Regions from separate parts of the Homo sapiens genome. Here regions 1, 2, 4 and 5 are each linked to region 3. A link is a loop called in an ENCODE intact Hi-C map of the cell type or tissue named here. Cell type or tissue: HCT116. All regions are shown on one strand. Region 1 overlaps LINC01839 (long intergenic non-protein coding RNA 1839). Region 2 overlaps LINC01839 (long intergenic non-protein coding RNA 1839). Region 3 overlaps THPO (thrombopoietin). Region 4 overlaps LOC105374253 (a long non-coding RNA gene). Region 5 has its middle 6.9 kb from the start of LINC01839.

Region 1 (5,000 bases), 140 kb after region 3:
CCTAAACTGGTTACTTGGGATGTGTTCACTTCCTGGGAGAAGGCAGCTGACATGCCAAGGTCCTTGGGTGAGTGTGAGGGGTCATATTGCATTACATAGTGTCCTGGAGATGTGCAAGTCACTTGTACCCCACTGATATGTTTACCCTGGGCTGTCTGCCAATCCTCAGAACCATGTGAGGTGAGCAGGGTGAACAGTACTTTTGGGGGGCTCCCTAGAGCTGGAGGAACAGTTGGTGTCTACTGTTAGTAAAGAAGGAAACTTAGTATGAGCCCACTATGTGCTCTGAGTAGTGGCCCCAAAGGGCTGCATCTGGAAAAGGGGGTGGGTACTGGCCCTGTGGACATACAGAACAGCCTCAAGCCTTATTCCCGGACTGCTAGTTCCCTCAGGTGTTGGAAAAAAGGAAAAAAAAAATCCTCTTTGGAAGAGGATCCTAGATTTCAAATTAACTCTCAAAAGAGCCATTTCAAATAAATTGTCCAGAAAGCACAGAGGCACAAGAGCTACATGAGACAAAACACCACAAGTCAGAATCAACAGAAACTGTGGACCATAGAAATAGACCCACCGGATCCCAGATATTAGAATAACTCGATACAACCTGTAATGAAACCGTGCTTACTGTGTTCATGGAGATAAAAATTGAATTTAAAATTTTATGTAAGGATATAAAAATTTTGAAAGCAACGGTGAAGATTTTAAAAAGAACCATTTGATATTATAGAACTGAAAAGTATGATAACTCAATAAAGAACTCTATAGAAGAGTTAAGAGCTAATAATTGGTGGAAAGGAAGATAAGTCAGAAGAAACTATCCAGAATGAAGTCCAGAGAGGCATAAAGATGGAAAATACAGATAAGAAGATAAATAAAATAGAAGACACAGGGAGATAATCCAATATACGTTTAATTGGAGTTCTAGAAGAGAGGAGAGAGAGAATGGAGCAGAGGCAATATTTGAAGAGATAATGGCTGAGAATTTTCCAAAATTGATGAAATAACACAATCCACTGATTCAGGAAACCAAAGGAGAGATTCCTACAAGAACTAGGAAGCTTCAGGAACCAGGCATTTGTTAAAGCATAAATGTCTCCTGTGGAAGTTCCCTTTTCATGACAAGGGAAGAAAGCACTTGAGGGAGCCGGTGGGTTTCTTTGCAGAAGAGTTTTTGGTTTTGTTGTTTGCTTGTTTTTGAAGATAGGAGAGATTTGATTATGTTGAAAAGCTGAGAGAATAAACCAATTGAGAGGGAGAGGCTGAAGCCACAGGAGAGAGGAGGAGTAATTCATGAAGCATGAAGAAGTTTTTAGAGGGCACAGGGACCGAAACTATGAAAATAATAACAGCTATCCTTTACTGAGCATTACATGTCAGAGCTCTCTCAGGAAATTGGTCACACATTGATACTAATTCTTATAATCGTTAACGATGAGTATTTCTATTCAAATATCCTTATGTTAATTGATGTTCTAAAGAGAGAGAGAGAAAAAATCTTGGTCATATAGCTAGTAAGTGGTGGCAGTGGGATCAAAATCTGGTCTGACTTACTCCAAAGCCTGTGCCCTTTCCACTCTACCAGCTGCTTCCAGAGCTCCAGCTGGCCTCCTCTTTGTCTGAGATAGGATGCAAGGAAGAGAGGATGAGTGTGGAAGTGAAGATGTTTGGAGATATTGTAGAATACAGGAAGTTGAAGTAATTCAGGCTGGAGGCTAGGTCATTCCCAGGAAAATGTAAGGGATTCTACCTGCAGAGTTCGAAGGATGTGGGAATTCAACAGAGGAGCTACCAAGGAAGGGCCGACCAGGGGAGAGGGAGAGGAAAGTAGCCAAGGTGAGGCGAGCCAAGTGCCCAAACCATCAATGGCAGCATGTAGCGGTGCTCCAGAGGCAGAGAGAGGAGATCAAGAAACGTGGGGCGGAGAGGAGAGGGGAAGAGTTTGAGAAGAAACAGAATACGTCACAGTCTCAAAGCATCTCCCCCCAAATATTTATTAATTACAAAGGGAAAACTAGTCATTTTACAGTGGGGAAACCAGCAGACATCACTATAACAAAGTGATCTCAAAATATTGTTTATTAAAAGAGACAATGAGACGAAGCTCCTGGCAAGGAATAAGTGACTAAACCATGGCTGTTCTGTGGTCTTTGCAGTAATAACAATATCCTAAATGACCTGCGGCCAAAAGATCTCCCCACCTCATCCCACCTCAGTGCCAGGTTCATCTGTGCTAATGTATCACCGAGTCCTAAAGGATGACTGAGTCGTCCTTGGGTAACACGTGGTTAACGCGTGTGCATTTGACAGGGGTCTTCTGTAATAATGGGGTGATTCTCACGCGTGGGCGGGATTCAGGCACGGCAGCAGCATTGGGAGAAGTGCTTTGGGGCTGGGGTGAGAGGAGTTTGGGATCTCCACGGGTACTAGGTGCCCCCGCTGTCCTCTATGGTTGGGCTCTTGCGTGCGGCGGCAGATCCCGGGCGGCGCTTCGGCAGATCCTGGATGGCGCTTCGGCAGATCCTGGATGGCGCTTCGGCAGATCCCGGACGGCGCTTCGGCAGATCCTGGACGGCGCTTCGGCGGGGCTGGCCTCCCGCACACACTCGGGTCTCCAGAGTCGGGTGTGCGCGTTGGGGACGCTTCGTCCTGCAGTTGAACGCCCTGAAGCGGGAGAATCAGCGGCCTCCCCGACCCTGACTGCGCTGTAGGGTCTATGAGCTCCTCTGCAGCGCCCGACCTCCTTCGCCAGCAGCCCCAGCCCCCTGCGCAGAACCAGTCTACGCGGACGCCGGAGTCCCCCTGGGCTGCTGGAGAGCCCGAAAGCTCCCGGGGCCGTGTCTTCTGGGAAACGCGCCAATGCCCTCTAGTGGGCGAGCTTTGAACTTCCCTGAGGCCCTACACTGACCTGAGCAGGGGAATTAAATCTCCGGAGCGTCACCCGTGTCTTGCCGAGAGCGGGGCGCAGTGCAGCCCTGGAAGGGCGGAGAGAGTGAGGATGGTGCACACCCGAACCAGCTGGGTCGAGTCAGCCCCCTCCCAGGAGGGCGGCGTGGTCTCCTCCTGCCTCATCGTCCCCCTCCCCGTCCTTCACTCCTCCCAGCTAGAATTGGCACCATCCACTCTTCACTCTCCTTGAGCGAAAAGAAGGGAGACTTGAACACATCTATGCGCCAGGCAGCTTCACTTCTTCATCTGGAAGCTATTTCTAAAAAGGATTTGAAGTGATCACAAAGGCTTACAAGGGAACTAAAGAAAGATGGGGAAACAAAGACGCACGGGCTAGCACTGAAAATGTCTTAAGACCCTGAACGGTCACTAGACCCGGAGTAGAGATAGGACGTTAAACTTCCAAACCCTTAGAGCGTTAAGAAAGACGAGACCGGGAAAACTCCAACAGTCCTTCAGGAATCAGGAACAAAAGACCAAGGCAAGGGGAAGCAAAAGAGGAAGGGGCAGGGAAGCCATGGTAACTAAAAATAGAAAGGAAGGACAAAAGGAGAAACCACAGAACAGAGCAAAATTACTGCAGACGGATTAAACTCCCCTATTAAAAAAAAAAAAGTAAAAAGCCTAAAACGGCCTATCTACCTAGCTTCTAAGATACATAGCTGTAACAAAGTGACATTTAGAGTTTCAAAATAAAGAGGTCAGTGAGGATATACCAGGAAAGGGCTAACATCTGTACATCCCTCCAGTTGGGGGCCTAACTCTAAAATACAGCTCACTTCCACCCGTGTGTCTTCTTCGCCCCGGTGCCACTTCCTAAGGCACACCACAGTGACTTCCCACCTGTCCCATAGCTATAGCTTTCTAATTGGCGTCCTTAGCCCCCCTTGCCTTCCTCCCTACAAAGCACATATAATATTCTTTCAAAAACATAAATAAGAAGCTGGGCGTGGTGGCTCACGCCTGTAATCCTAGCACTTTGGGAGGCCAAGGTGGGTGGATCACCGGAGGTCAAGGGTTCGAGACTATCCTGGCGAACACGGTGAAACCCCATCTCCACCAAAAAATACAAAAAATTAGGTAAGTGTGGTGGCAGGCACCTGTAATCGCAGCTACTCGGGAGGCTGAGGCAGGAGAACCGCTTGAACCTGGGAGGTAGAGGTTGCAGTAAGCCAAGATCCTGCCACTGCACTCCAGCCTCGGCGACAGAGCCAGACTCCATCTCAAAAAAAAAAAAAAAAAAAAAAAAAAAAAGCATAAATCTGGCTAAAGTCCTTCAATGTCTTCTTATGGCATTTAGAGTCAAGTTCAACCTTTTTACTCTGGCCTACAGCCCCCACACCACCCCACTTTCTCTCACAACACCCTCTTCCCTTCTAGCTGCTGTCCCAGTGGCCTTCTTGCTGTTCTTCAAACCCACCCTGGCACACACTGTTCCCTCTGGCTGGAATGCCGTTCTTGGAGCTCTTCCTCTCCTTGCCTGGGTCCTAGCTTCAGGATCTCCCCTGGAGGAAATCCTTTCCTGGCCACTGTGTCTGGAGTGAGGCCCTTTGCCTAGCTACTCTTCATCACTGCTCTGTTTATTTCCTGCAGAGTACTTTTTACAGTCTGTGAATATCTTGTTTATTTATTTGCTTATTTATGTCTTCTCTAGTAGAATGTTTACTGCAGTCTTTTGGGTTCTTCTCCATGTATAATCATAGTATCTGCAGGTAAATATAACTTTTTCTGCTGTTAGAATTCGTTCTTATACTTTCTTTTTTCCCCAATAATGCAATTGAGCCTTTAAAACATGTTGAATAATAATGATCATGGTAAGCATCCCTTCTTTGTACTTTCCTAATTTAATGGAAATAGCTTGAGGGTTTCATGGTTTTAGTAAGAAAGATATTTGCTATTGACTTCTGGTAAATATTTTTCATCATATTTAAGAAATGTCTTTCTATTCCTACATTACTTTTACTTTTCCAATTTCTTCCTGGGTAACTGACCTATTTAAATTTTCAATCTCTTTTGATATCAGTTTATGTTTTTCTAGGAATTCAACAATTCCT
Region 2 (5,000 bases), 170 kb after region 3:
ATGGGCGGTTGATTGGCCTGATGACTGTCCTTCAGCTCAGGCACCACTGGAGGCTGAGCTCTCACTGGGAGGCAGTCACAGGTGCAGGCAGGCTCCGGGGATAAGGAGCTGTGGTGTCTTTCCAGTGCTCCTGTGTGTACTTGGTGGAGCTGAGAACAGCCAGACACTGGATGAGAGCTTGGCTTTAGGATAACGCCCTACATTTGGGGCCCCATGTTCTCTGGTGTCCCCACCTGGATTGTGGCAGCCTACTCTGGGGCAGGGGAGGAGATTCCAGGAAAAACAGGGCCAGAGTGTGCCGTGAGGTGGAGGTGCTGTGGAAGGGGGCCTTGGTTCCAGCCACACGAGCCTCCCTCCACTTGTCACTGAGGAGTCATTGGCACCTTAGCTCTTGGCGCAGGGAGGTTGGCAGCAGGCATCACAGGCTGCCTCCCTCAGGGAGCTCACAGTCTCCATAGAAAGACGTGCAGGTGCACGCTGGCTCACACACACACACAGCACATGCACACACGCAGCACATAACGAGAACTAACAACTGGCAAACTCAAGAGCTGTGGTGGCTCCAGCAGTGCCGCTGCTGCTTGTGGGTGGGAGATGTGGGGGCATGCATAGGCTGATTTTGCAGGTGGCTTTGGAGCAGTGGTTCAGGCAAAGGCGTTACAGGACCTAGAGCTGGGCCCAGGTGGAATCATTGTCTTATTGGGTGACTTTAGCCAAACTAGGAGTCTTAATGCTACCTTACAGGTTTTGTGTTTTTGTTTAGAATTAAAAGAGGCAGGGCCAGGCGAGGTGGCTCACGCCTGTAATCCCGGCACTTTGGGAGGCCGAGGTGGGTGGATCACCTGAGGTCGGGAGTTCGAAACCAGCCTGACCAACATGGAGAAACCCCGTCTCTACTAAAAATACAAAATTAGCTGGGTGTGGTGGCGCATGCCTGTAATCCCAGCTACTCAGGAGGCTGAGGCAGGAGAATCGCTCGAACCTGGGAGGCGGAGTTTGCGGTGAGCCAAGATTGTGCCATTGCACTCCAGCCTGGGCAACAAGAGCGAATCTCTGTCTCAAAAGAGAAAAAAAAAAATAGTGGCAATATCGGTGTAAGAGCCTACCATAGAGAAGTGCTTCATGGCAGCTGAACCTGAACCTGGCACATCCTGGGACGCCTGTGGCCGCAGGGGAACCGCCTGGCCCAGCAGAGCTCGCTGTTTGATATGAACACGGATCACACAAGACAACTGGTAACAGCAGTGGCCTCCTGGGAGGGGAAAGGCTTACCACGGGCAAGACAGGGAGGGACATTTGTTTTTTTAAATTTTGTACACGATACATCTATTTCTTGGTTCAAAAGTATGTCAACCATTTTCCACCTTGGCCTGCACGCAGTGGGGTGCTGTGAACGTTCAACAAGGGGCTCTGGGGCAGCCTGGTACCAGCAGGCTCCAGCGCCCCCACCGGTTGCACAGGTGTGGTAAGGCCAAAGCTTAAGGACTGATGACTAAGGTTGCTGTTCTCCCTCAGTGGGAGGGAAACCAAGGTCCAGAGAAAGCCGAGGCTCTCTCTTAGGACCAAAAATCCAGCGGTGGCAAAATTGAGTCTGAATCCAAGTCATTTGACTTGGAAGGGCCCGGGTTCAGGTCCAGCCTCTCTGTCCAGCTGTGACCTGAAACAAGTTGGCTAACGTGTCTGAGCCTGTATTTTCTTGAGGATGATAATATCCACTTCTCAAGATTGTTTTGCAGCTTCACTACAAAAAAAAAAAAAAAACAAAAAAACAAAAAAACTACCTGAGGGTGCTTTGAAAACCTTGAAACCCTGGCCAGGCGCGGTGACTCACACCTGTAATCCCAGCACTTTGGGAGGCCGAGGCAGGTGGATCACCTGAGGTCAGGAGTTCGAGACCAGCCTGGCCAACATGGTGAAACCCTGTCTCACTAAAACTACAAAATTAGCTGGGCATGGTGGCAGGCGCCGGTAATCTCAGCTACTTGGGAGGCTGAGGCAGGAGAATTGCTTGAACCAGGGAGGTAGAGGTTGCAGTGAGCCGAGATTGCGCCATTGCACTCCAGCCTGGGCAAAAAGAGCAAAACTCCGTCTAAAAGGAAAGAAAGAAAAAGAAAGAAAGAAAGAAGAAAGAAAGAGAAAGAGAGAGAGAAAGAAAGAAAGAAAGAAGAAAGAGAAAGAAAGAAAGACCTTAAAACTCTAATACAATATAATGGGTTTTTAAATAAAAAAGAAAATAGAAATCACCTTTTCCTCTAGCCCCTCAGTTCAGCATTAGTCAAGCTTTTTAACCTACTCTTGAACGTATCAAGAGCCTTCTTTACTTGGCCCACCCTGGGTAGAACTGGGATTCTCCCCAGTTCCTGAAGTTTCCATGGCTCTACTCTGTAACAAGGAAAAGGGAAACATGCGTCCTCCCTCCGCTGGAGTTTCTCCACAGGTGAGTCCTTTGCTGCCAAAGGTTGTACCTGTTCTGCCACCGCCCCCTGCTGGTGACTCTTACAAGGCGCCCTGTCTTCACTGGCATCCGAGCAGGTTGGAATTTAAGGGAAGTATCTAGATCCACCTAGATGGGGCTTGGTGAGGAGGAATCAAGCTGCTGGGTCTCGAGTAGCCTCCATCTCTGCACCGTGGCCACTGTGCCCATCATGCCGGCAATGGGCTGTCCAATGGCAAAGGAAGGCTGATGGAGGTTGACCAGGTCATTTTGTCTAGTTGGTTGTTCAGTGCCTGTCCGCAGTGGATGCTCTCTGGCAGCTGTGAACATGCGCTACAAAGACCTTCACACTTGGGCCCACTCCCAAATGTCCAGACACATCCTCCAGCCCAGACCTGCTGCTCCTCATCTTCCAGCCTTTTTCCTTCAGGTCCCAGCCTCCAACCACTCAGCTGAGCCATCAGCCACTACCCATGAGTTGTACATATCTTAACTTTGGGACCCTTCTCTTTCCACACAAAGGGGATGATTAGCTGCACCATCTGAAACTCCGCCTATTTATTGGAGGATTTTCTCCAATAATTTTGGAGAAATAGTTTCCAAAATTATTGGAAAATTATTCCAAAATAATTCCAAAACTATTGGAAAATTCCAAAATGATTTCCAATAATTTTTTCCAATCCACCCCTGAGTGAGGCTGCCATCATTTTTAGTTTGCACATACATGTGGAGCTGACCCATCTGTACCCCAAGTTCAGGCTTTTCCTCCCCGCTTTGGCTGGTTGGACAGGAACCCATAGAATCATGGGCATGAGCTGGGGTGGGGGCCCTGCGGCTTGCTGTCCACTCACTTCAATCCTGGAGGACGCACCTCCATCTTACAACGGGCTGCTGCTGAGCCTGCTTGGCCTTACAGCTTGGGAGGACGACGAGACCCAGCTCACAATGGGACCGACGAGACCCAGCTCACAATGGGCAGTTCTGGTTGCACAGTCACTTGGTCCTCCGTGGCAGTTTCTTATTTTATTTAATTTATTTTTTGGCATGTAGTCCTCGCTGCAGCTGGCATGGCCTTGCTAGAGATCTCAGAGGGCTCGCTGTGAGTCTCCCACCCGAGCCTGCACAATCGCCACAGGCGTCTTTCCCCGCCATTGATCTTTCAGCACCATAATATCTGCTGGGCCAGAGGTTTCAGGCGACAGGCTGCATCTGTAGATGACACAAGGCTACCTGGAGTCATTAGGGTAGGGCAGCCTGAGCAGGGGCTGCCACTTCCTTCTCAGGGGAAGCTCTTGTGAATGCAAATGGGGCATGTTAAGTCCTGGAAGGAGAGAAAGAGAGAGAGAGGGAGAGAGACAGAGGTGGGGGGGGGGGGGGCGGGGAGAGAGAGAGAGACAGACGAGAGAGACAGACAGACAGGGCAAGGGGAGAGAGAGAGAGGTAGAAAGAGAGAGAAACAGATGGGAGAAGGGGGGAGGGGGGAGAGAGAGAGACAGAGAGGGGAGAGAGAGAAGGGAAGGAAGGAAGGAAAGAAGGAAGGAAGGAAGGGAAGGAGGGAGGGAGGGAAAGAAAGGGAGAAGAGAAAGAAAGGGGAGGAAGAAAGAAAATGAAGTTGCTCTTTGTTAGATGCTCTTGTGTCGTTTAGGGTCTTTTTCTGTATACATTGCCCCAACTAACTGTGAGTTCCTTCGGGGCAGAGTTAGAATCCCAGCTCCTCCACCTACTAGCTATGTGATCCTGGGCAAGCCACTTCACTTCTCTGAGCCTTGGTGTCCTCCTCTGTAAAATGGGGATAATTTTTTTTTTTTTTTTTTTTTTTTTGGAGATGGAGTCTCACTCTGTCACCCAGGCTGGAGTGTAGTGATGTGATCTCAGCTCACTGTAACCTCCGCCTCCCAGGTTCAAGCGATTCTCCTGCCTCAGCCTCCCAAGAAACTGCAATTACAGGCGCGCACCACCACACCTGGCTAATTTTTGTATTTTTGGTAGAAACGGGGTTTCACCACGTTGGTCAGGCTGGTCTTGAACTCCTGACCTCGTGATCTGCCCACCTTGGCCTCCCAAAGTGCTGGTATTACAGGCATGAGCCACCATGCCCAGCCCCAAATGGGGATAATATTTTAGCCCACAGCACAGTGGTCTGTGAGCATTAAGAGAAGGAAAGCACCCCTCCCCACCAGCACAGTGTCTGCACCCAATCAGCACTCCTTAAACGCTGGCTAGCATTCTCCTCCCCTGTGACCCTCTGGCAAAAGATTCCCCACCCCAACCTCAGCGCCCAGCAAATCTGTGCTAATGTGCGAGTGGGTATCGATGAGTTCATATAACCCTTGGGTAGCATGTGGTTAACATGTGTGCGTTTTAATAGGGCTATTTTACAGCAACTCTAATGATGTGTGGATTGTCTGGGGGCCATGGGGGTTGTTTTCTCAAGCTATAAACTCACCGATGCTCTGCTCCACATTCTCCTCAGAGTCTCTACCCTACCTCCTCTGTGGCCCAGGGTCTGCCCACAGCTGGCCCCTCACAGGTGCCCAGGGCTGCAGGGTGTGTGTATGTGGCTTGT
Region 3 (5,000 bases):
TGAATGAGTCACTTGCATAGTCTAGAAATGTTCATTATTTTTATGGAAGCTTTGGGTAGAGGCTTTTAGCTACAGGCATGGGAGATGACTATGAAGAGAGTAGGACGAGAGGACTTGGTGGTTCTGGAAGCAGCTGGAGGAGCTGGCTCTCTGCTCTACATTCCAGTGGTGACCTGGGAGGGAGGGTAAGTGGAAGTGGACAGGGCAGCAATACCAATGAAGTTGGCAGGCCAGAGCCAGGGCCAGTGCCAGGACCATGTAGCGGCCTGACTACAGTCACTAACTTATGAGTAGGGGAAGAAAAAACATTAAGGAAATGGCTATGATAAGGGCTCCAGCATGTGAGCTGGCTCTTCAGCTTGGCATTAGAGGTCTCTAGGAAAGCATATGGGGTTCTGTTTTCCCCTAGGAAGTTTAGGGTAACAATCCAAAAAGATTCTCTGTGCATTAAACAGTTGTCTGTTTGATCTGGTTTTGCCTGGGAGCTGGTCCCCTGCTGGGATACCTGGGGTATTTCCTTCCCCATCATTTTCGGATCTTCATGTGAGGTGTTAGAAATAGTATTTAGGGAAATGGGTTGAAAATGAATGGCCTCAGCAGGGAGGAGGAAGAGGTGTTTCTTTTACCTTACTATGGGTAGAGTAGGGGGAGGGAGTTGGGATGAATTTTTATGAAATCCTAGAACCTTTCCATGGGGTGGGTTTTTTTGTGGGGTTGGAGAACGACAAATGAGAGTGAGACAAACGAATTACAAGTAATAGTGTGTAGGTTATCATAGACTGTCCTGGCGGTCTTGGGGTAGCAGAAGAAAGAGAACTGGTAGAGCATTGAATAGGGATAGGAGTGTTCTGGTTGTAATTGTTTTTTTGTGTTAGTGGGAAGAAGGGATGGGACCAACCAGACTGATTTGGGAATGGGTTAGATTTGTAATAGGGCAGGTAAGTTCACACTGGAGAAGCCCATGAGTTACTCGCATTTGCCCACAAGTGGAGTAAGTCACATACCAATACCAGATGCCTGGAAGTTTCTGGTGACATTTGCAGTTTTGACATTCTATTTCTTTTTTTCTTTTTTTTGAAATGGAGTTTCGCTCTTGTTGTCCAGGCTGGAGTGCAATGGCGCGATCTCGGCTCACCACAACTTCTGCCTCCCGGGTTCAAGCGATTCTCCTGCCCCAGCCTTCCGAGTAGCTGGGATTACAGGCATGTGCCACCATGCTCAGCTAATTTTGTATTTTTAGTAGAGACGAGGTTTCTCCATGTTGGTCAGGCCAGTCTCAAACTCCCAACCTCAGGTGATGCACCACCATGCCCAGCTAATTTTGTATTTTTTAGTAGAGATGGAGTTTCTCCATGTTGGTCAGGCTGGTCTCGAACTCCCGACCTCAGGTGATCCGCCTGCCTCGGCCTCCCAAAGTGCTGGGTGTGAGCCACCATACCTGGCCCTAAAGTTTTGCCATTCTTGTCTCTCATCTGTCTGTGCTGGGAACCCATCATTCTCTGGTTCTATTGGTGTATCGTGTCCTAGGTGCTGGCACTTTCATGTGCTATAAAGTGTTTCATTTGATTATTAAATTTAACCCAGCTCAATATGTCAGTAAGTTAGTTTCCACTTAACATTCCCTTGACTGCATGCTGGAATTTGTAGTATGAATGAACTACTTCTCTTCCATGCAGAAACTGACAGCATTTGAGATTTGGACAACATTTTTGAGCTTTGTGCATTTGTTGATTCCTTCTCTAGGAAAACTATTCTGTCCGTGAAGGGAGAGAGGGACATGGGAAGATGTCTAAATTGGTCACCTCCACTAAGAACTTTGGTTTTCTACTCAGAACTCTTTTTTTTTTTTGAGATGGAGTCTCACTCTGTTGCCCAGGCTGGAGTGCAGTGGCGCGATCTTGGCTCACTGCAACCTCCATCTCCCGGGTTCAAGACTACAGGCGCTTGCCACCACACTCGGCTAATTTTTCATATTTTTAGTAAAGGCAGGGTTTCACCGTGTTGGCCAGGATGGCCTTGATCTCCTGACCTTGTGATCCGCCTGCCTTGGCCTCCCAAAGTGCTGGGATTACAGGCGTGAGCCACCGCGCCCGGCCTCAAAACTCTAACTGTTACTCCTTAAGGACTTGTATGTCTTTCCCAGTAAACAGAATCATTAAATGACATATAGGACAGTGTACCACACTGGAGAGAGTATGGACCCTAGAGTGAGGTCAGACTAGGGTGTTTCTTCTCCTGCCCACAGGGCGTGTAACCACTGATAACTCACCTGGCTTCTCTGAGCCTCAGTTTCCTCATCTCTAAAACAGAAAAGATAATACCTACCTTACAGAGTTGTGTGAATGTTACAAAAGGTAAAGTACACGAGGTTCCTAGCACATTGCCTTTCATTCTGCTGCTTTGGAATGCCTTTGGTGACCCTGGGGTATTTGTGGCAGTGTTTGGGTTTCTGGGTTCCTGGCTCCTCTACCTCCGTGGTAGCCTTTCCTTCCTCAGGGGTCGGGGAGAGGAAGAAGCTTCCACTAGTTTTCCTACAGGAACCTCTGGAGGTAGCAGGTTGATTTTTGCAGTGGAATTTGTGTTTTTGTGCAACACAAACCTTTTCCTGAGCACCAAGGCAGCACTTATTTGCAAAGCCCCATAAGCCTGACTCCTTTTTAGAGATCCCCTAGCAGAGTTTATGGTGGTCACACAGAGCTGCTTTTTAGATGCATTTGCGGGAACTGGGAAATGAGCCTTCAACTTGTACTTGACTTGTACTTGTTCTCCTGCTGTGTGAGCTCAAGGAGCCTGACTCATGCCACTTCCTGCACTTCCTCCTGACCTCCACAGGAGGGAGGCAGGCGTCCATGCCTGGCAAAGCCTCCTGCTGAGCTGCCAAAGCTCTAGCTGTTTGCTCAGCTGTCACATCCAGGTCCTGTCTTTACTGAACTGTCTACACAGCCTTACCTGGGGTGTGAGGCTCTCCAAGGCTTCCTGTTAGCTTTTTTGTTTGGGGTGGCAGGGTGAGGGGGATCTATTGCCACCCTCGAAGAACATCTTTCCCTTGCTTTTTAGGGAGCTTTTCGGCGCTCCCATTTATTCCTTATACAGGCTCAGTTTTGTCTAGTGTATAGGGACAGCATTTCTGAGAGAAAGCTTATTCATTTCTCAAGAGTAAAGATCTGTTAAGAATATGGGATCAGAGTCCCACTGAGAATGATAGTAAAGGGGATGGGGGCGTTGGAAGGCCTTGAATTTGAAGCAAAGGAAATTACCCTTTCTCTGTTTTCTGACTCAAGGTTAGTCTCTCCCTCTGTTCAACTGCCAGGCCAGCCCAGGCCTTTGCAGAGTTATCACAGAAAAAGAGCATGTAGAGAATCAGTGAGTTGCAAATTTCTGCAGAAAATAGACCAAAGAGCTAGCTGCTCTGATGAGTATTGCTGATAGCTTAAAAAAATAGCTTCTGAAGGTTTATAATGTACAGTGAAAAATGATTCCCTTTTCAGTCCTGTGTATCCCTTTTACCAGGGCTTTGGGTTTCAGGAGAAAGTAGGAAATCTTGTCCAGTTGTCTCCCAGGGGCGCCCTGCAGGGAAGGGAGCTGTACACGAGACAATGCTGATGTCGGCAGTGTCTGAGAACCTTACCCTTCCTGAGACAGATTCTGGGAGTGGGTGTAGGATGTGTTTAGAAGAGGGCTGGTAGGGGTGGGCGTTGGAGCAGAAGGGTCAGGAAGCAGGGGGTGGAGCTGGACCACAGGGGTGGGCAAGGTGGGTGGAAGAGGGAAGAGCGTATACTGTCCAGTAGGAGGATGGGTTGGGGAAGGAGAATATCCAGGCTGGAGGTTGGGTGGCAGGGAGCCTGTGTCTGATGTTCCTGAGGAAATGTCCGGGGCTCCTAGGGTCCTGCGTGAGGGTCCAGGAAAGAGTCCACGAGTTCCATTCAAGAGTTCGTGTATCCTGTTCAGGTATCCGGGGATTTGGTCCAGGGACCTGGAGGTTTGGTTCAGCAGACCAGGAATCTTGGCTCTGAATCCCTGCTGCCACTTCAGAAGCCCAGAGCCAGTAGTTCTGGCTGAGGCAGTGAAGTTTGTCTCCAACAATCCAGAAGTCCTGTTTGGGAGCTCGTTCAGTGTGAGGACTAGAGAGGTTCTGCTGGGGACAGCTGTGGTGGGTGGGGCCCGCCTGACGCAGAGGGTGGACCCTCCTACAAGCATCAGGAAACGCACCTTTCCTCGGAGCAGGTGTTGGAAGCTCAGGAAGATGGCATTGGGATCCTTGTGAGCTGTGGTCCTGCCCTGTGGAGGAAGCTGAGGGCAGAGGATGGTCCTGAGGCCAAACACCAGGGCCAGATCTCAGGCCTCCCTTGTCTAAGTAGGAAAGACAGGATGCCAGTACCCAGGCATTGTGGCTGGCAGGGAGCACTCTTAGTAGATCAGCTCTTCTGCCCTTGAGCTCCCTGGAAGAGCCCTTCTTCCCTCAGGTCTTCTAGGGGGACTGAGTCAGAAAAGAACAGTTTCTACAGATCCCTTGACTGGGGACTTACCTGGGTTCCAAGGAGGCTCTGCAGGGCCCCAAGGAGGAGACGGACCTGTCCAGAAAGCTGCCCCAGGAGGGATGAGAGGCAAGTGGGTCCCAGTTGTCCCCGTGCTGCCATCACTCCCTCCAGCAGAAGGGTCACTGCTCCCAGAATGTCCTGTGCCTTGGTCTCCTCCTGAGAAAGAGATGGAAGAGAGAAGCGCACTGCCTCAAAGGGCACACTAAAAGCGGGTGGGGAGCCTTAGGAGTAGCCAGCAGAGTGAATCATACAGGCTGAGAACTGGACAGGACCAAGGTCCCACCCAGGGCAGGAATTCCTTCACAGTCTCCCGACAGCTGGTCATCAGCCTCTGCTTCAAAAACTCCCGTGTCCTCTAGTCCAGCCTGGTCTTACACTTGGTTTCAGTGAGAAGAGCTCCTTTTTTCTTACGTTGCTGAAATCTGCCCTGTTACAGCTTTTACCTCTTGGTTCTAGTGCTGC
Region 4 (5,000 bases), 410 kb after region 3:
AGACCTTCCCACACAGGAAGGCGGGGCCGTGTCTCTTGCTGTCTACTGTATCCTCAGCACCTGGTGTTGAGACTGGCACCTAGTAGCTGTTCAATAAATGTTTACTGAATGACTGGAAGAAGGGTGCCTTTCTCTAGCCATTTCCTCACCCAAGGTGGCCTTTGACTATTCTAGAAGGGGCAGAAGGGAGGAGGAAAAAAACTCCTCTCCTCTCTGCTGAAGGCTTGCTCTGCCCCAGGCTCTCTGCTGTGGCCTTGTGAGGCGGGCACATGCATGTCCTCCCATCTCTTCTATGGCACTTACTCCTGCCTCTGGCTCTGCCCACTGCCTCCTCTCCCCTCACCGTCTCCTCTGACCTCCTCACCTGGCCTCTTTCCCCACAACACCACTGAAACCACTCTGACGAAGGGCAGGGGTGATGTCCTGATGAAGCTGCTGGGAAACCCATTTTAGTCCTTACTGGTGGTGTTGGACCCTGTTGAATCCTTCTTTGTTCTTGCACCTCCTTCTTTCCTTGATACTATCCTCCCCTCATTCCCTGCACCTTCTGACCTTGGCTCATCTGTCCCCAAATCTACATTTCTTGCCTAAAAATTACTCTTAAGCATCAGACCCTCTACATCCGATGATTTTCACCTGGAGGTCCCAGAGGCAATGCATCCATGACCAAACTCAGCACCTTCCATCAGCTGTTTAATTATAATATCTGATTTTCTTCTCCTTCTCCTTCTTCTCCACTAGACTATGAGCAATCTGATGCTAGTCCCGATGTCTTGGTTATCTCTTGTGTATCCAGCACCCAAGGTAAGCTCCTGGCATATGGCGGGCATCCAGGAATGTTGAAAAATGACCCGTACAACTTAGAAGATGCAGCCTCTACAGATCAGTTTCCTCGTTTTTCCCTGAAACTGCTCTCATCTGTTTCCCCGCAGGGAAGGAGCATCCCATGGCTACAACTCTCAAGCATCGAAATGGAACCTGTGAGAGTTCTTCACCCCACAGGGAACTCCTTCCACCAAACTTAGGGGAGCGAGAAAGGGGTTGTAAGGACTTGCCTTTGTATCTCCCCAGCCCCTGCACAGGGCTGGATTTGCATATGTTAATATGGAGAACTGCAACTATTTAATGAGAAGCAGTGGGCCACGTGGGTGAGCAGAATTCCTTAGAGTATTTTTTTCAGATGTCTTAATTCACTCTCTCTTTGTTGTATTTCAGCAGATCCAGGTATTTGCACTGAGTTGGTCCTGGTCCCCACTCCTGTCCCCCAAATCTCTGAAACCACAGATCTCATTAGATGCCAGGCTCAGCCTTGTGTTTGGAGGGTGATGGTGGGCGGAGTGCTCTGCCTACCTGGAAGCAATGCCAGGATGGCTGGAGGTAGCCTACTCCAGGCCAAGGAGCCCCAGCCCAGAGGTTGGGCGGGGACGTGCCTGAGGGGGGTGGGGAGGAAAGGATAGAATTCCAAAGAGGAGAACCCTAGATGGAGAGAGCCCTCTGGGCTTTCAGCCCTTCATCTGGGTTCCACTAAAAACACATTTTGCGTGTTTCTGTTGTTCTTAAGTCTGGGTTTATTTCAAGGGGAAAGTTATAAAGAGACATCTCTCCCTTTATTTCAACAGCAGCTTGTGCTTGGGTAGATTCTCATTTGTCTTGTCTGTCCTGCCTGGAGGTAAAAGGAGTAGGTTGGGGTGGGGGTCCCAAGAGGCCCCAGGAGACCAAGGCCTCAGGCTGTGCTTGCCTCCAGTGTGTTAGACCAGTAGGTCTGTCACAGGTTCTGACCTTCCAGCTGATAGCAACACACACCGCCAGATGAGAGACTTGGGGGGTTGAGAATGAAAGGAAGGGACTTGGGGAAGCACAGAACAAGGAGAGGCCTGGTGAGGTGGCCCCACCTGGGAAACATCCACAGACAGACAGGCAAGTGACCATCCCCATGGCTGTTTGAGAGCCTTCCTCTCTGAACCCAGGGCAGCATCTGTCAGGTAGCCACCCAAGTGAGGCAGGGTTTTGCCCAGGTCGGAAGCCAGAGGTAGCATCCAGTCTCCCTAAGAATTCAGGTCCCAATCCAGTCTGAGAATCCCGAAGAGGACCCAGAGCCCTTGAATCAGTCCATACCTCAGAGACACAAAGAAGAAATGTCAGCGCTTGAAAGGCCCTTAGCCGTGTAACCCACTGCCCTCATTTCACAGATGAGGAAACAGGCCCAGGGAGGGAAAGCTCCTTGCCTAGGGCACACAGTGGGTCAGCGATGGGCTGGTCCTGCAGCCCGGGCCTCAGTGTTCTCTGCACTTTTCTACTTTTCCACCCTGCTGCTTACAAGGGTAGGCAAATGGCCACGTCTCCACGGAGGGATCCAAGGGTGCTAATAAACATGCCCACTCATGGACTCACACGCATACGTGCACAGAACGTGTACACTGGCCCTCGGATCCCATCAGCTGAGCTTGCCAGGGCTCCCCCAGATATAACCTGGGTCTCTCCTCCAGGGTCATCTTGGGCATTCAGGCTCCAGGCAGATGTAGGACTCAGGACACCATGGTGGATGGTCCTGTCTGCACAGAGCTGGTGCCAGACACAAAGAGAACTTGAGGCCCAGCACCCAGGCCCTGGCCTTCACCCACCAGCGAGAAATTCTTGCAGAGCCCTCTCTTGCTCTGAGACGGGCCTCTGCAATGACTCAAGTCGACTTGCTTAAGAAGGACTTGATTGCCACCTGGTGGCCATATCTGACATCTCACCCCAGTATCACAGTCCATTCATTTATCAAAGATGTATTGAGCCCCTGCTGTGAGCCAGGGAAGAAATATTTACTCTTGTTGAATGAATGAACATCCCCTACCCCCAAGAAGAGGTCAGTCCACTGTAGAAGACTGATATGCAAAGCAACAGTTACAATACAGGCTGATTAGTGTAATTATAGAGGTGAGCTTAGGATACAATGGAAGCTAAAATAAAAGGGAGGGGGAGTGGGAGAGGGTGTTAGTCCAGCTTCTATGTAAGGAGCCTAAGGAAGATTCCACCAGGGGCGTGGGTTGACATGCTTCCCGGGGTATGCATAAGCAATCAATAATTACATTCATTTGTCTAAGAGTTTTCATTTTACCAAAAGATTGCACTTGCATTTCCCAGTTCATCCTCCCAGTAGCGCCATGAAGTGTGTATAATTGTCCCCATTTTACAAAGGAGGACACTGAGGCTTGGAGGAGGTAAGTGATTTGCTCCATGTCACTGTCTGGTATTTGATGACTATAATTCCCAAACTACTCCCAACTGAATCAGACTCCCACGGGGAGGCGGGTGCACCAGGCGAGGGTTACAGATGGAGGTCGACTGCCTCTGCCACAGGAGAGTTGGCAAGTTGGGGGTTTGGATGGATAAGCAGCTCTCTCCCATCTCCCAGACAGTGGAGCACAGTTGAGCTCTGGAAGCAGCACAGTGATGCGTGGTGAGCCTCAGCCGGCGCAAATGCAAGCTGGAGGGTCCTGGGTTCAGTGGCTATGTCACAGCCTCATCACAGACCTGAAAATGGTGGGCATGAGAGGCAGACGTGTAATTTCCTCTTTACTACCGCCAGTCATGTGATTACAGCCGAGCTCAGGAGGGCCGGGTGAGCATTGCAGAAAGGCTGTAGCTAGATAGGATCCCTAGAGCCAGAGCAGGGTTGGGGAGTGCAACTCTAGGAAAAGCTTCATTTTCCACACCCACTCCACTCCCAAACATAAGCTGAAGGTCCCAGTGAACTCCGTTAAAGAAGAATGAAAAGTCTGATGCAGCTATTTAAAAACAGGCAGGCGTCAAGTGGCCAATGGCAGTCGAGTGCAGCCGGGGCAGCGCTCGGGAAAATCATCCACCACCGTCAGCCCTGGAGAGGCAGACCTGGGGTTCCCCGCAGAAGCGGGTGCGGGTCCATGTAGGCTACCCCGTCATCTTTGTGCCACGGAGCTAGTTCATCACGGGGCCTTGCTGATTCCTTCCCCAGCACGCCTCAACAATCCCGCTGCTCTCCTGAGACCCAAGCCCTTTCACTCTTTGCTTAGAAGTCCAGCTTTGTTTCCAAACTGTTTTCCCTTTCTCTTCTCCCTACAGCCTCCCTTGACAGGGCAGCTTTAGTGTCCGTGCTTCCCAGAACCAGTGCTGCATGCTCACCTGCTGGACTCCCCCAGGATGTATAGACATCTCATAAGAGTGGGGGCTGCCTCTGGGAAGGGACTGGAAAAAGGCTAAGGGGAAGGAGCTCGGGGGCTGGCAAGCCCGGATGCGACAAAGCACCGAGGTGGGCTTGAATGTGAGTGGCTGTGGTGGGTAGACAGGTGGGCTACTGTGCACGGGAAGTTTAGGTGAGGGAGGATGTTAAGACTCTCCTGGGCTGGGTGCGGTGGCTTCACGCCTGCAATCCCAGCTCTTTGGGAGTCCAAGGCAGGCAGATCACTTGAGCCCAGGAGTTTGAGACCAGCCCAGGCAACATGGTGAAACCTGTCTCTACAAAAAAAGTACAAAAAATTAACTGGGCATGGTGGTGCCTGCCTGTAGTCCCAGCCACTTGGGGTGGGTGGGTGGGGTGCTGAGGTGGGAGGATTGCTTGAGCCCAGGAGGTCAAGTCTGCAGGGAGTGGAGATCACACCACAGCACTCCAGCCTGGGCAACAGAGTGAGACCCTGTCTGTGAGGCTCGGACTTAATCCCGCTGAATCCTCAGTGCGGTCCTCTAAAGCCATGGAATTGAGAGAGGTAAAGTAACAAGCCCACGGTCACAAACCTAGTAACAGTGCGAAGATTCCAACCCAGGCCTCTGATGCCATGTGGTGTTTTCGCAAGAGCATCTTTTGACTTTGCTAATTTCTGGACATCATGTGGAGCCTTCTATGAAAGAGTCAAATATTTGGGAAGGCAAACATCAAAGGGAGTTAGTGCAGGTATTTTATGTAAGCGGATCGCCCTGCGGTGGTGTCTGATTTTCCTGCCAGCCCTGCCCTCTCCCAGGACACACGTTCTCTGCCATGC
Region 5 (5,000 bases), 98 kb after region 3:
GAGTGTGATGAGTTGACAGCCTCAGCGTCTGGGCTGGTGTTCAAGGTCAGCTGCAGCTTTTGAGCTGAGATCATGCTCTTCGAGGGGTGGCCCCAGCCAGAGACTGAGCTTGATGATAAGGGCCTGGCTGCTTCTGCCCTGTGAACGACTCTTCTAACAGAAAGTCTTGGACACCTTTGTTCCAGGGCTCCCCTGGGGCCGGCCAAGCTTTGTCACATCTGCACTGTGGTCTGGCAGCTCCCTGCCCCACCCACCTTTCCTTCCCTTTCCTCTCAGAGGCGTTGCTTACCAATGAGGCGTGGGTATTCCTGACTCTGTCTCAGCCTCTGCTTCTCAGAGAACTCCGCTGACACAGTCTGCATGGCACAGTCCTCTCTGATCTCGGAGGACACCTGTCTTTTTTTTTTTTTGAGACTGAGTCTCGCTCTGTCTCCCAGGCTAGAGTGCAGGGGCGTGATCTCGGCTCACTGCAACCTCCACCTCCCGGTTTCAAGCGATTCTCCTGCCTCAGCTTCCTGAGTAGCTAGGATTACAGGCACGCACCACCATGCCCGGCTACTTTTTGTATTTTTAGTAGAGACGGGGTTTCACCATGTTGGTCAGATTGGTCTTGAACTCCTGACCTTGTGATCCACCTGCCTCAGCTTCCCAAAGTGCTGGGATTACAGGCGTGAGCTACCGCACCCAGCCAGACACCTGTCTTAACAGCACGTGTTTCCTACATGTTTGTGGTCTGACCTACTGACCAGCTGAACGCCCAGCTCAGCTGGGTGTGAGTATGTTCTCTAGAGTATGGGACCAGAATTCCGAGTACGTTCTCTAGAGTATGGGACCTGCGGGCCACTGGGTGGGAAATAAACAGGAGACGCCCAGGCCCCAGCAGCCAGAGGGTTTTCTTGTGAGTTTGTGATTCTCAGGGACAGCTTTTTGGCTGGAGGACTTTGGCTGTCAGGTGTGGACTCTGCCGTGTGGACTCCATGTGGGCCTGGTTGTCTCCACACCACATCCTCCCCTGCTTCCCTAAGGGTCAGATGAAGAAAGAGAGACTTCTAGACTAGGTTCCAGGGACTGAGACAGCAAGTGGTCACAGAGCCCAGCACCTCCAAAACAGGAGCTGCACTCGGAGAGCAGCTGGTGCCCCCAGAGACCAACAGCAAGGGGCAGTGTTTCAAGGAGTGTTGGGGGCCGAAGAGCCCTTCCTGGGTCACTCTTCCATTAAGACTGAAAGTAGGGGACTGGGCGCAGTGGCTGATGCCTGTAATCCCAGCACTTTGGGAGGTCAAGGCGGGTGGATCACCTGAGGTCAGGAGTTCGAGACCAGCCTGGCCAACATGATGAAACCCCATCTCTATGAAAAATATGAAAATTAGCTAGGCACGGTGGCACGTGCCTGTAATCCCAGCTACTCAGGAGGCTGAGACAGTAGAATCACTTGAACCCGGGGGGCAGAGGTTGCAGTGAGCTGAGATCACCCCATTGCACTCCAGCCTGGAGAACAAGCGTGAAACTCCTTCTCAAAAAAAAAAAAAAAAAAAGACTGAAAGTAGGGAGGGCAGGGATGGGCCCTTTTATCAGTGGCCTTTATGGTTACAGAGGGGGCTCCAGGGAGAAGACTAAACAACCTTCCTCAGCCTCCGCAGCCTCCGCAGGCAAAGCATAGACACCCTTTCCCAGCAAGAGGAGTGAGGCTCACTCCCAGTGACCTGCATCCTACTTGGCCGTTGATTTTGTGTGTGTGTGGAGTCGGGGGGGGTCTCATTATGTTGCCCAGGCTGGTCTCGAACCCCTGGCATCAAACAATCCTCCCACCTCAGCCTCTTGAAGTGTTGGGATTACAGCAGGAGCCACCATGCCCAGTAATTTTTGTCACTTGTTCTATTAGGGGAAATCATGTGAAACCGCTATTTTTATAAGTTGAAAAAACAGTGAAATACTGCCAATTTTGTATATGCTTAATATATAGAGCTGAATTTAAGTTAGGAATAGGTATTCCCAGTTTAGGGTATCTATTTATGAACCTTTCCCGTAGCCGCCATTCCTGGAGCGCCTCCTACAGGTCAGCCACCAAACAGAGCACTTACCATGTGTGTCTGATTGTATTCTCACAGCAGCCCGGAGTATGCACAATTATTATCCCCATTTTACAGGTGAAGAAAGAGAGGCACAGAGAGACCAGGAACACACAGCTAGTGAGTGACAGAGGTGGGACGTAGACCTACATCTCTCTGAACTGTGAACCTGTGTCTCTGACCCTGGTGCACGCTGCTCTCCCAGGGTCCTCTGTGTAGCCTCCCGGGGACGGAGCGGGGAGTGAGCACTGGAATTTGGGTTAAAGAACCTATTCAGGGCTGGGTGCGGTGGCTCACGCCTGTAATCCCAGCACTTTGGGAGGCCGAGGCAGGTGGATCACCCGAGGTCAGGAGTTCAAGACCAGCCTGGCCAACATTGTGAAACCCCATCTCTACTAAAAATACAAAAATTAGCTGGGCGTGTTGGCAGGCACCTGTAATCCCAGCTACTTGGGAGGCTGAGACAAGAGAATCGCCTGAACCCAGGAGGCAGAGGTTGTAGTGAGCCGAGAGCTGAGATCACACCACTGCACTCCAGCCTGGGAGACAGAGCGAGACTCTGTCTCAAAAAAAAAAAGAAAGAAAGAAAGAAAGAAAACCTATTCAGAGAGCTCTGGACCAAGTGGCCCCTATGTGACAATCAGGGTCAAAGATAGACTTTTTGGCGTCTAAAGCGGATATAATTTGTGGGACCCTCTTTAGGAAAGATGATATGAAAAATCTTAGTTTTGCAAATTTTGCACAAAATATATGTCCATAATGAGCATTTTGCTACGACTGCTCCCTGGCTTTAGAAGGGACTTGTGTAAGGGAGGGATCCTGAAGCTTAAGCTACATTATCCAGGTTCTGACATGCAGAGGGTCCGGGGTCCGCTGGTCTGTGTGTATAAAACCTTAACTCCTTGTTGGCCATGTCCTTGGCAAAGGGAACCGCTGCTTCCTGTCGTGGCCACCAGGTGGAGGCGCTCCCTTGGGAACTGTTTGCAGAGGTGCCTCACCCTCCCAGTTCCCTTCCTTGGCATTCTCTGCACCAGTGTGGCTCCCCGCTGTTACCCTCAGGGCCACCTCTGATCTGAGGGAGGAGTGGTCGCTGATGAGGCCTTGTCTGCATCCTGTGGCCTCCCCTTGCAAAGAATAACTCGCAGGGAAAGGAAAGTACAGCAGCTGGAGGCAGCATGTGGATTCTACCTGCATTATACCAAGGAGGAAACTTTTGTTCCCCCAGGCATCCCTGACCTTATAGAAAATTCCACAAGTTAAAAGTAGGTAGGCCGGGTATGGTGGCTTATGCTTGTAATCCTAGCACTTTGGGAGGCTGAAGTAGGCAGATTGCTTGAGCCCAGGAGTTCAAGACCAGCCTGGGTAACATGAAGAAACCCCATCTCTACAAAAAATACAAAAACAAAAAAATTAGCAGGGTGTAGTGGTGCGTACCTGTAGTCCCAGCTACTAGGGAGGCCGAGGTGGGAGAATCACCTGAGCCTGAGGAGGTTGAGGCTGCAGCGAGCCACGATTGTGCCACTGTGCTCCAGCTTGGGCAACAGAGTGAGACTTCGTCTCAAAAAAAAAAAAAGGTAGCTAAATGTTTGGACTAGAAACATATAAGCCCAGGCATGGTAGCTCACACCTGTTATCCCAGCACTTTGGGAGGCTGAGGCGGGCAGATCAACTGAGGTTGGGAGTTCGAGACCAGCCTTATCAACATGGAGAAACCCCGTCTCTACTAAAAATACAAAATTAGCCAGGCGTGGTGGTGCGTACCTGTAATCCCAGCTACTTGGGAGGTTGAGGCAGGAGAATCACTTGAACCTGGGAGGTGGAGGTTGTGGTGAGTTGAGATCGTGCCATTGTACTCCAGCCTGGGCAACAGGAGCAAAATTCCATCTCAAAAACAAAATAAAATAAAATAAAACTTATCTTTAATTCAGATTTAAGAATAGAGGGCATGAAACTCTCGTGTAGGTAGGTGCATCTGGGTTCTGTGCTGTAGGTTTGGAGAGGAAGCTCCCGGGAGGGCCATGGCCCTGTACGTGGTCTCTCTCCTCGCAGCTGTGAGCTCCTGGAACTCAGGACTGATCTTCGTCTATTTGATACCCCTTTATCTAGCATACTGAGGTTCTCGGTGTTTCCAGAATGCATAAGAGAACAGAGTAAGAGGGGGATGGAAAATGAGAGGGAAGGAAGTGGTGAGATATGAAAGGAAAGACTGACACTGATACAACTTCTTCAAAAGAATTCTGGGCTGGGTGCGGTGGCTCATGCCTGCAATTCCAGCACTTTGGGAGGCCAAGGTGGGCAGATCATGAGGTCAGGAGTTCAAGACCATCCTGGCCAACATGGTGAAACCCCATCTCTACTAAAAATACAAAAAAATAAAATAAAATTAGCCAGTCGTGGTGGCAGATGCCTGTAATTCCAGCTACTCAGGAGGCTGAGGCAGGAGGATCACCTGAACCCAGGAGGTGGAGGTTGCAGTGAGCCGAGATCACGCCACTGCACTCCAGCCTGAACGACACAGCAAGACTCCATCTCGAAAAATTACAAACAAACAAAAAAGAATTCTGAGTGTCTACTCTTTTTAGGACTTTAGAAATAAAGAGAAGAGGATATAAAGATAAACAAACAGATGTTCCCACAGTCAGTTAATTCACTCTTTTGTGAAAAAGAAAGATATACAAGTCACCAGGGTACTGGTTTAAAAAACTAACAAAACAGAAAATGTGAAAGAAAATATAAGATCTATAGAGGATCATCAATCCTAGGACTCCAACGTCTATAGTAATTGTAGAAACTAGGAACAGAAACATATAGGGGAGGGAGGAATTTTCCAAATATAAAACAAGAAAACTTGCTAGAACTAAAGAACATTTGACTTCCATCAAAGAATAATGAATGAAAAATAATTTCATCGATTGGGGTATTGGGGTATTG

Evidence for each region. Hi-C counts contacts between places; a loop is a spot of excess contacts. Peaks named below come from ENCODE experiments on the same cell type or tissue, not always from the same donor. Only the 100,000 strongest peaks of a DNase experiment are listed, where the experiment ranks them.
Region 1: a loop joins it to region 3, with 2.8 times the contacts of the local background. A loop is called at or near these places in 79 of 110 quality-filtered maps.
Region 2: a loop joins it to region 3, with 11 times the contacts of the local background. A loop is called at or near these places in 98 of 110 quality-filtered maps.
Region 4: a loop joins it to region 3, with 3 times the contacts of the local background. A loop is called at or near these places in 41 of 110 quality-filtered maps.
Region 5: a loop joins it to region 3, with 8 times the contacts of the local background. A loop is called at or near these places in 30 of 110 quality-filtered maps.

What each region holds. Positions count from the first base shown.
Region 1 is chr3:184,511,054-184,516,053 of GRCh38, forward strand. All of the region lies in intron 6 of LINC01839 (long intergenic non-protein coding RNA 1839), which reads left to right. Among named protein-coding and RNA genes, the nearest start is that of LINC01839, 38 kb to the left of the region's middle. RefSeq lists enhancers at 2,544-3,044, 2,748-3,042. In HCT116, a CTCF peak has its summit at 2,878 (motif pointing left); a DNase peak (open chromatin) is centred at 2,878; H3K4me3 peaks cover 886 bases.
Region 2 is chr3:184,538,794-184,543,793 of GRCh38, forward strand. All of the region lies in intron 6 of LINC01839 (long intergenic non-protein coding RNA 1839), which reads left to right. Among named protein-coding and RNA genes, the nearest start is that of LINC01840, 16 kb to the right of the region's middle. In HCT116, a CTCF peak has its summit at 2,500 (motif pointing left); a DNase peak (open chromatin) is centred at 2,478.
Region 3 is chr3:184,368,889-184,373,888 of GRCh38, forward strand. It overlaps THPO (thrombopoietin), which reads right to left. Exons shown (of 6, transcript NM_000460.4): 5 at 4,527-4,694; 6 at 3,047-4,290. The coding sequence ends at 3,625. Among named protein-coding and RNA genes, the nearest start is that of THPO, 6.8 kb to the right of the region's middle. In HCT116, a CTCF peak has its summit at 2,837 (motif pointing right); DNase peaks (open chromatin) are centred at 2,833 and 4,761; H3K27ac peaks cover 570 bases.
Region 4 is chr3:184,775,235-184,780,234 of GRCh38, forward strand. LOC105374253 (a long non-coding RNA gene) reads left to right here. Exons shown (of 4, transcript XR_924790.3): 2 at 742-804; 3 at 933-4,285. Among named protein-coding and RNA genes, the nearest start is that of LINC02069, 4.6 kb to the left of the region's middle. RefSeq lists a silencer at 2,567-2,861. In HCT116, a CTCF peak has its summit at 2,729 (motif pointing left); a DNase peak (open chromatin) is centred at 2,697; H3K27me3 peaks cover 642 bases.
Region 5 is chr3:184,466,525-184,471,524 of GRCh38, forward strand. No RefSeq gene overlaps it. Among named protein-coding and RNA genes, the nearest start is that of LINC01839, 6.9 kb to the right of the region's middle. RefSeq lists an enhancer at 1-374. In HCT116, CTCF peaks have their summits at 2,045 (motif pointing left) and 2,996 (motif pointing right); DNase peaks (open chromatin) are centred at 2,047 and 3,047.